Linked DNA regions of Homo sapiens: all the other regions are linked to region 2. Evidence: chromatin loops called from intact Hi-C (ENCODE). Cell type or tissue: ascending aorta. All regions are shown on one strand. Region 1 has its middle 45 kb from the start of GLS. Region 2 has its middle 99 kb from the start of GLS. Region 3 overlaps STAT1 (signal transducer and activator of transcription 1). Region 4 overlaps GLS (glutaminase).

Region 1 (2,500 bases), 54 kb before region 2:
ACTCTCTTATCAGTGCATCACAAACATCATACATATATAGGTCTATGTGTATATATGTATATATATATGATGTTATTTTGTGATGGCATGATATATATATCATTATATATGATATATATATCAAGATATGTATAATGCCGTTTATATATGACTCATCCATTCTGTCTTCTGATGTTTACATTCTCATACCCATGTTCTCCACTACTTCTCTCTTCTTCCTCCCCTCCAATAATCAAATGATATCCTTTCCACTTCCCTATGTCTCCTCTTTTCATCAGTATTAACTAAGTCTTCAGATAGGGCATTGTGAGAGCCAAAAGCTCATTGCAATAACGTTTTACTTTTCTCTTTACTGTTGTAGTCAGTAGTCAATACTTCTTTTTAGTCATCCATAGCAAACTCATCCTCTCAAGGGGACAGATGAAGATCATAGCAAATTGAAAGCTGAGAAGTACTACTTTAGATACAAAAATACTGTCGTCAGTCGCCAAACACTCCATTCTCACCCCCAAAGCTGTCATATGATTATAAGAACTGAATAGAATTATAGAATCTCAATGATTCATAAATTGATTCATTTATTCACCAAATATTTTTTGAGCAACTATTATAGGAAATACTCTTCCAGGTTCTGGTGATACAAAGTTAAGGCATGCTCCTTGCCCTGGAGGAGGTTATCATCTAGTAGGGGAGCCAGATGTGTAAGCAAAAAATTACAATAGAGAGTGATAAGTGCATAATGGAAGTAGCCACAAGGTATCATTTTGTTCAGTTGAGGTAGTCAAGGACTCTGCTGGGTTGGACTAGAAAAACACTTCCCTTAGGAAAAGATTTCGAGCTGAGCGTTGGGAAATAATTTACAATGATAGGGGAAGCAGGACGAGTGACTAGTAAAATTTGCCTTGAGCATCAAGTTCATGTAGAAAATTGGTAGGAGATTTTAGCCCTAGGCAGTGGAGCTAAAAATGATAGTGGATAAATGTGTGAAATGTTGAGGAGGTAAAATGAGAGTTAGAGTTTAATAATATGAATGAAGAGGGAGAAGATGTTATTTTGCCCACTTCTGGCCTGATGCAGAAGTCTGGCCCTAGCATTCCTGAATGGTGGCTCACCAGGCTCTGTTGGGACCCTTCCAGGAGTAGTAGCTGTCTGCCTCACAGTACAGCAGCCTGTTCTAGTCCAGACAGACTGGATTTTAGAGAGAGCTTCTTTATATTGATCTGATATCTGCCTGCCTTTAAATTCCACCCCATCTTATTTCTTTATTCAACAAAGACTAGGTCTGTTTTCTTAGATGTAGATCTGAGACATCAAGATACTTACAAATGGTCATTTTTGTCTCTCCTTGGTCTTTTCCAGTCTTCTTTACTCAAAACATTCCCAAGGATTCAGGAAATTTCTATCACTATCTATCTATCTATCTATCTATCTATCTATCTATCTATCTATCTATCATCTATCATCTCAGCTACTCACATTTCTCCAGAGGTTGGATTTGGTGTCACTAATGTTTAGTGTCATTGCCTTAAAATATGAAACTCAGTGACTGAGGCTGTTATCATATCAGCCTCTTGAGTAGCCACAGTAAAATAATAAAAGGACAAAACAAACATGGGAGAAAGAATAGTATGTCTCAGCCAACTTTGGGCACACTGCCTGTGAGTTAGCCCTGCTCCACGAGGAGCAGCAGAAAGAAAGAAAAAGAAAGAAAGAAAGAAAGAAAGAAAGAAAGAAAGAAAGAAAGAAAGAAAGAAAGAAAGAAAGAAAAAGGAAGGGAAGGGAGAAAGAGACAGAGAGGGATGGAGGGAGGAAGGGAGGGAGAGAGGAAGGGAAGAAGGAAGGAAGGAAGGAGGAAGAAGAAGAGAAAGAAAGAGAAAATAAAGAAAGAAAGAAAGGAAGGAAAAGAGAAAACAAATTACGTTTCCTTAAAATATCATTCACTAAGAGATTGCCACCTCTTCCTGGAGATAAATGTCCACTGCCTTAGTCATTTGAAGTAACCATCTCATTTTGTTACTGTAGAAAAAAATATAGCTCATTGCAAATAAACCCAACATAGAGACTAAGATAATAAAGTAATATAAAGCTAAAAGTGAAGTTTGAGATAATCTTATCTAATCCTTCATTTTACAGAACAGAAACCAGATGATTACTTGGTGATGAAAACAAGTAGTAAAATTACTTGTTAAAGCCATTAGGAAAATAGTTAATTAATAACTCGACAATCTTTTGGCACCAGATTAACACCACATAAATTACTTTCTAATCACAAAGGAAAATATCACTGAACAATGGGGGGATCTAATGGTCATGACACTGAATAAACAGTTATTTCTAAAGGTGGTTCACCAAGGTAATATCTTCTGATGGGATTCAAAGTGGAGTGTCTAACATCACCTATGATGTAATGTGGTCAGAAATATCTAATTAGAATACAGAAAGTTTGACAAACGGTGCTGGAACAAATGGATACCCCCATGCAGAAAAAAGAACTTGAACC
Region 2 (2,500 bases):
TCAAGACCATCCTGGCTAACATGGTGAAACCCCGTCTCTAGCAAAAATACAAAAAATTAGCCGGGCGTGGTGGCGAGTGCCTGTAGTCCCAGCTACTTGGGAGGCTGAGGCAGGAGAATGGCGTGAACCTGGGAGGCGAAGCTTCCAGTGAGCGGAGATTGCGCCTTTGCACTCCAGGCTGGGCGACAGAGTGAGACTCCATCTCAAAAAAAAAAAAAAAAAAGAAAAAAAAAAGAAAAGAAAAAAAAAGTTTAAGGATAAGAGAAAAATCAGCAGTGACAGAATCAAGGGAAGGTGGTTTGGAGTATTTGCTTTACAGGATGAGGGTGACAGAGAGTATCTGCCTGGAAGAATTGGTCGGAAGAAAAGGGGAGAGTGAATATAAAAGAGGGAATCCTGCTGAGGGGTGAGGTGACAGGGTCTGAGGTTGCTGGAGGGTGGAGGAGGCACTCATTGTCCTCTGAAGTAAGAGGAGGAAAAGGGGAGAGAGAAGGAGAGGGAGGCTTTCTGCCTTGTGCTTTCTGTCACTAACTGGCTCTGGGGAAGCTTGGGTCATTATGTAACCTCCCTGAATCTCATCTGTAAAGTCATTGGCCTAGGTGAACACTGGAGTTGGACAAACTATTATCTTGCCTCAGACATTTTACTCGAGACTCCCTCCCCTCGCTTGCTGTCCTCATCCAATCAGTTACCTGTAATGGTGATTATAGCAATAATAGCAGAACCATTTATTGCATGTCTCAAAATATCCAATTGGGATGAACCCCCAAAAGCTACATGGTGAAGAAATTGTTCAAATGTAACTTGAAGGATAGTGTGCATGTGTGGTGTGTGTGTGCGCGTGTGTAAAATGTCTTAGTTCAGTTTATCTAAAATCTTATAGGAATGCTTATAATGGCTTTTCTATTCTTTCTTCTATTTCTTTCCTGAGTTCAATCAACTTTTATTTTATTTCTTCTTTTTTTATGTCTGTTTCTGTACCTAGTTTCTGAATGTGTAATTTGAAGTGTTTTTCCATGTTCCCAAGTGCTTGAGGACGTTGAATTCAGTTCAGTGTTGTGTTAGTTTTCTTCCACTTTGCCATTATTTGGGGGAGGAATTTTTCTCAGTTGAATTGCTTGGGTTCTTTTTATTCTGGTGATTTTGCTTAGATGAAGACTTTGATCCGCCTTTCTGTGGACAGGGCTGGAAGGGTTGGGGTGGTTGCAAAATTCCTAGGTCAAGAGCGCCCTCTTCTGTCAGTGTGGCAAAGTATAACTTCTTTTTCTTTCTTTTTTAAAATTGAACTTATTATTATTATTTATTATTATTATTTGGAAGGGGAATGATGGGAGAAGGGGCTGGGCTACCTTCAGTTTTGCAAGGGAAGAGATTCTTGCAGGTTCTTCAATTTCCCTCTCACTGCAAGATTTCCAGAGCTCGCCTCTAAAAGAGGGTCCCTTTGACCCTTTTTACCAGGATGCCTTACTTATCCTTCCAAGACCATCTCCTCTCACAAAAAGTGGGACAAGACCATCTCCTCGCATGCAGCACATATGGTTAAGTCCCTTCCCAGTAGTAAGTAGCCTGATCTACCAGTGTGCTTTTCAGTATTTTCAAACTTAGCGCCGACGTTCTCTCTCTGGTGGTTGTTTCAGATCAATCTAAGGTCCACCACTAGCTTCCCTCTTGTCTACTCTGCACGGATTTTCTCCAGCTGACTTTGTTGGTTCCTGAAGGGCTTGTATTAGGAGTGGAGGAGGCAACTTGCTGGGGTTTGGTGTTTATTTTTCTATTTACAGTTAATTTGAAATTTGGACATTTCATGTCTTCTAGTTATGTAGAAGACATGGGTTTTATGTAGTTTCATTTGATCTTCTTTATTGTTTTGGGAGAGAGTATGTTCAAACTCAGATTTATATCACCACCATTTTCTTGGCTTCTCAGAATTTTTCCATAACATATACTCTAAATTTGTCTAATTTGCCAATAAGATATATAGGAGTTCATTGACTCAAATTATCTCAGGGAGCTCTTTAAGCTCTTACATTAATTAAGAATTGAATTGAGCTACTGGTGAAGGAGATTCCCCTAAACAAATTTGGGGCTTTTCTTGTGTAACAAAAATTTCAGAGGTAGGTGGTAGCGGGCATTGGCTCAGCAGTGAAGACAGACCATGTTGATATCTCCATGACATCTTAACCTCTCCCTCACAGGTGCCTGTGATTACAGGAGGGTTGCTCTACCTCCAGTGTGTCATGGCTATAATCCAGTCAAGAAGAAGGGCAGAGTACAAAGGGTAAAAGGCACTTGTTAACTGTCAGCTCCATTTTAAAGGTCTTTCCTGAAAGCCCCATCCAAAAACTTTTGCTTATACCTGGGTTCAATGACAACCTCTAGCTGCAAAGGAGAATTAGAAATGTAGTTTTTGTTTGTTTGATTTGTAGTAGTTGATTTGTTTTTCCTGAGCACATTATAGCTCCCCCTCAAACACACACACACAAAATGGGGGAGATGTTAG
Region 3 (2,500 bases), 190 kb before region 2:
CAACACTGCTATAGGCCTGGCACAAAAATGGAATAAATATAAAGCCCTATTCAGAAAATATGTTACATCACAGGAACTGTAAAATGGGGGGATTTTTTATACCTCCTTTGTTGTTCCTGAGCAAATTACATCATCATCACCACCACCATTAATAGGTGACATTAAGCACCTACAGTATACCATGTACTTCACAGGTAGTAACTCATTCAGTCCTCACAGCCACCTTCTGAGTTAGGTGTTATTGTTATTCCTACTTTGACAGATGTGGGAACAGAGCCCCTCCTCCCCACACAGCCCCTTTTATGTAACTTGACTAAGATCAAGCAGTTAGTAAATGGTAGAAAGAATATTTGAATCTACCTAGTGAGTCTCTAGTGCATGCTTTTGTCCGGTATCCTGGAAAGCCTCCCACAAAAAGCTAATCTTTGCCCCATTCAAAACATGCACCCTGAAGAAGCTGTTTGTACAGGATTGGGTTTATTCTGTTATTAAGACAAAGGCATCATGGCCTTTGGGTGAGAGGCCCGTATGTGTTTGGGATTTGGCAATCAGCATTCCATCTCTGTCATCACCATTATTGAGAAAATAGATGGATTGGTTCCCTCTCTGCAGTCCTGTGGAGCAGTTGGACTGCTCTCTCTGCTCTCAGGATGATACTGTGAGAACAATTTAAATATGCTAAGCACATGTCAGGAAACAGTTTTGTGGTCTTTGGACACTCGCTGTAGCCATTCCGTTCCATTTCAGGTGATTTTATTCATTTCATTTGTAGAATAAAATAAATCCATTTCACACACACACACACACACACACACACACACACACACCCTCTATACACCACTAAAGCCTCCCATTAAACCCATAGAAGACTTAAAGAGCTAAAAGAGGCTATAATATAAAAAAAAAAAAAGAAAAGAAAAGAAAAAGAGTTCATAATATAGGCACGGCACTGGTTAGACAACGGTTGAATCAGTCTCTAAATTGGGTTGACTTCACAATGGTTTGCTGTCCTGCCCCTTGGCCATGACTTCCATCCAGCATCTACTCTTAGAATCAGAGTGTATACTCTGAAACAGAAGCAGCTCTCCCCAAGCTGGCTGTCTTCTGCCAAGTCTGGAGGTTGCAGCTCTGAAAGAGGGTGGTACCAGGGGCCAACGCCTGGTGCAGCCTCAGGAGCAACAGGACCATAGGCTCCTGAGGAAATTGTCCAAGAGAGCCAGAGCACCAGTGTTCTCTGCAGTATGACTTGGGCATTTGTTTAGTCTGGATTTCCTGTGTAATCAGTGTTTTCCTCTGGGACTGTAATAGAACCAGTCTACTCTCCAAGAGGCCTTTAGCCAAAGCTCATAATGATAGGACTAGCTATTAATTGTCTACTACTTTCTGTCTACTATACTAAACATTTTACGTATGCCATCTAATTTAACAAGCCTATCTGCTAGGTACTATTAATCCCCTTTTGATAGATGAAGACTTTGAGATTTAGAGAGGTTAAGCCACTTGCCCTGGTCACGCAGTGACAGGATCTGAATCTGGGCTTCCTCTCTTCCTCTATCTATCTATCTCCCCCTCCCTCCCTCTCTTTACCCCCACGGTCCACCCTATTAAGCACACATTTGAAACATCAGCCAGGCCGGGCGCGGTGGCTCACGCCTGTAATCTCAACATTTTGGGAGGCCGGGGCAGGTGGATCACCTGCGATCAGGAGTTTGAGACCAGCCTGGCCAACACGGTGAAACCCCATCTCTACTAAAAATACAAAAATTAGCCAGCCATGGTGGTGTGTGCCTGTAATCCCAGCTACTAGGGGGGCTGAGGCAGGAGGATCGCTTGAACCTGGAAGGTGGAGGTTGCAGTGAGCCAAGATGGTGCCACTGCACTCCAGTCTGGGCAACAGAGGAAGACTCCGTCTCCAATTTGAAAAAAAAAAAGAAAGAAAAAGAAAAGAGAAACATAAGCTAGACTGAAACATAGGGGCAACACTTTCACTGTGCTTTTCAATCCAAAATAATTTTCCTAAGAGCCCACTATGTACCACACACTATTGAGCACTTGGGATTAAAAAAAAGTTCTCCAGAGGCTTTCCAGTCTAGTGCCATGTGTCTCAGTCTTGGTGCTACTGGTATTCGGGGCTTCAGAATTATTTGTTGGGGATTGGTGGGGTGGGGAGCTTTCCTGTGCTTCGTAGGAGGTTCAGCAACACCTCTGGCTTCTACCAAATAGATACCAGTAAGCACATGCACCCTCACAGCCAGATGGGACAATCAGCAATGTCTTCAGCCATTGCCAGGGGACAGAATCATCCTCGATTGAAAGCATCTGGTCTAAGGGGAAAGACCAGTGTGGAAGTCAGACAGGAAGTCACTGGCAGGCTAGTATCCTTTGGATGAACAGTTTACTTACTATAAGTTGTCCTGGTCAAGGCAGCTGGGCAGAAGGCACTGGTGGGGAAGGTGAAGGGGTTCTTAGTAATTCTGCTTCTTTAGTCTGTACCTGAAAC
Region 4 (2,500 bases), 110 kb before region 2:
GCTATGATTAACCAAACTTTTAAATACTGAATGTCACACAAATGTTTTTTAAAAACACATAGCTTTATCATTAAAATATTTAATGACATATCCTGATACATAATTATTCCCTGAAACTGTTTTTGCTCTTAGACAACTTCTAAAAATGCATTTGAAGCTGGGCGTGGCAGCTCACGCCTATAATCCCAGCACTTTGGGAGGCTGAGGCAGGAGGATCACTTGAGGTCAGGAGTTCGAGATCAGCCTGGCCAACACGGTGAAACCCCATCTCTACTAAAAATAGAAAAACTAGCCAGACGTTGTGGCAGGCGCCTGAATCCCGGCTACTTGGGAGGCTGAGGCAGGAGAATAGCTTGAACCCGGGAGGTGGAGGTTGCAGTGAGCCAAGATCGTGCCACCACACTCCAGAGTGGGTAACAGAGCGAGACTCTGTCTCCAAAAAAAATACATTTGGGATGTTTTAGTAATAATAACTACAATATATTGATCACTTACTTATATTCTACACACTGTGCTAAGTGTTTTACATGCATTCTAACTTAATCCTCCAAGGATTTTATGACAGAGGTACTACTGTTATCCAAAACATAGTATGATTTCTGGTACATACTTAGAAGCTCAACAAATTTGTTATTTGTTCAAAAAAATGACTACCTCTGTCCCCATTTCACAGATTAGGAAACAGAGGCTCAGAGGTTAAGAAGCTTTCCAAGGTTACACAATGGCAAAGATGGATTTTTCTGAATCCAAACTACTGCTACATTATACTGGCTCTCTAACTTACTAGCTTGTTATTACTTTTATAAGGTACAAACAAGTTTTCTAGGTCTTATCCTGACCTAATACCATTAAACACAGCTTAACAATACTCACCACCTAATATTCAAAGAAAAAACTGAACCAGCTGTCAAAAAATCAGTGGATAATAACATACCAATTATTTACAGCAAATGGTTGGTCAAATAAACTTCAGATAGTGGTAGTTTGTCACTTTAAAAAACTGCAGAATAAGCTTTCTATGTATTTATCACACAAGTAAATGGTATTTGCTTTGCCTAAAAGCTATGTAAATAACGTAAAATATACACTTTTTTAGCTTATGGCACATAGTGAAAAAAAATTAAAATGACCACGTTATTGCCAAAGCTAGCAAAAAAAGACAAATGTTTACTTGCTTTTAAACAAGAAATTAATTTTTATCTATAGGGGAAAGAATTTAAGCCAGCCCTAAAAAATAAGCTCACAAAATAAGCTGTCAAAACTGATAAAAAGAAATTACTACCTATTTCAGCATTTGAAACCTCAGATTTTGATCTGAGAATGAATTCGCTTCAACAGTCTGGCGAACAAACATACTCAAATATTCTCCTCAAACTTTCCACAAGGCAGAAACTACTCAAGATCATTCATGCCTTAACCCCCCTTTTCTCTCCCTAAATTAATTCTTTCTGGTAATTCTTCACAATAATGTATTTTTCATTAAAATTCAAAAGCTAAAAACTATAGCTTTTGGTAACTATATAGTAACTAGGAAATCCTTGAGAGAAGTATTTAAGTTTTAATGACAAATAGGATTATAGCAATCTTTCAAATCTTATCATCAACAATTATTAATAACCCAAATGAATCCTCCAGATTCCCCTGAAGAGAAAAACATAAAATGGTTATGATATTCAGCAATTCAAATAGGATATAACAGAAGATAATCTGAAGGAAAATCCTTATTTCTCACCTTTTTACTTCTTCTCCAACTTATACTGTCTCTCTCGTTTCCTTTCTAAATGCTGCCTTTAAGATCATCTTACCATCATATTGTTTCTTCTTTTACCCATTCCTTCCCCTACTTTAGCCTTTAACTGTCTTAAAAAATAATTTCTTAATGAAAAAGAAGAAAAATCCCATGCCATGTATGACATCATGTTAGACATCATTTACAGTCTAGAAGAAGTAGGAGACATGTACATAAAATGAGGAATTACAAGAATAGATCTATGACATCCAGACTTTGGAAAACTACTTCACTGTGGTCTAATAAGGTCAAGCTTTTTTTTAGATGAGGTGGAATCTGAGCTAAACCTGAAAGATGGGTAAGAGCTGGAAGCATGGCAACAGAAAAAGATTTCTGGCAAACAGACCAAAGGGATGAAAGTAAGCATTCACTTAGTGTTTATAAAGAACAAAAAACAGCTAGAGCACAGAATGTGTGAATTAAGGTGCCTGTTTCTACCTATAGGCTATTATATGAATACTTAATTTTTTAGTGTTGAGAATATATATATTCTGAATATATATATCTGAGGTAAATGAGGAGACTACCTTCCAAAATCTACATTAAGTTTAAATGCAGGGCCAACTTCTGCAACATGAAAAGAGGAACTGTCTTTGCTTACCCCACTGACCAAATTAGTTTCCCCATACCAAAGGGGGAATTCATACTCCTCAGTCTGGTATGCAGTTCTCTATAAATTAGTTTTACACTATTTATTCCTAACTTAATCCT

Evidence for each region. Hi-C counts contacts between places; a loop is a spot of excess contacts. Peaks named below come from ENCODE experiments on the same cell type or tissue, not always from the same donor. Only the 100,000 strongest peaks of a DNase experiment are listed, where the experiment ranks them.
Region 1: a loop joins it to region 2, with 2.1 times the contacts of the local background. A loop is called at or near these places in 4 of 110 quality-filtered maps.
Region 3: it touches region 2 in a loop (3-fold over the local background); 7 of 110 quality-filtered maps call a loop at or near these places.
Region 4: it touches region 2 in a loop (4-fold over the local background); 15 of 110 quality-filtered maps call a loop at or near these places.

Annotation. Positions count from the first base shown.
Region 1 is chr2:190,834,098-190,836,597 of GRCh38, reverse strand. No RefSeq gene overlaps it. Among named protein-coding and RNA genes, the nearest start is that of GLS, 45 kb to the left of the region's middle. In ascending aorta, no CTCF peak of the experiment used is centred here; a DNase peak (open chromatin) is centred at 1,127; H3K4me3 peaks cover 566 bases; H3K27ac peaks cover 1,407 bases.
Region 2 is chr2:190,780,545-190,783,044 of GRCh38, reverse strand. No RefSeq gene overlaps it. Among named protein-coding and RNA genes, the nearest start is that of GLS, 99 kb to the left of the region's middle. RefSeq lists a cis regulatory region at 1,018-1,381. In ascending aorta, a CTCF peak has its summit at 1,229 (motif pointing left); a DNase peak (open chromatin) is centred at 1,214.
Region 3 is chr2:190,971,144-190,973,643 of GRCh38, reverse strand. All of the region lies in intron 24 of STAT1 (signal transducer and activator of transcription 1), which reads left to right. Among named protein-coding and RNA genes, the nearest start is that of STAT1, 42 kb to the left of the region's middle. In ascending aorta, no CTCF peak of the experiment used is centred here; no DNase peak of the experiment used is centred here; H3K27ac peaks cover 583 bases.
Region 4 is chr2:190,891,540-190,894,039 of GRCh38, reverse strand. All of the region lies in intron 1 of GLS (glutaminase), which reads right to left. Among named protein-coding and RNA genes, the nearest start is that of GLS, 12 kb to the right of the region's middle. In ascending aorta, no CTCF peak of the experiment used is centred here; no DNase peak of the experiment used is centred here; H3K27ac peaks cover 2,211 bases.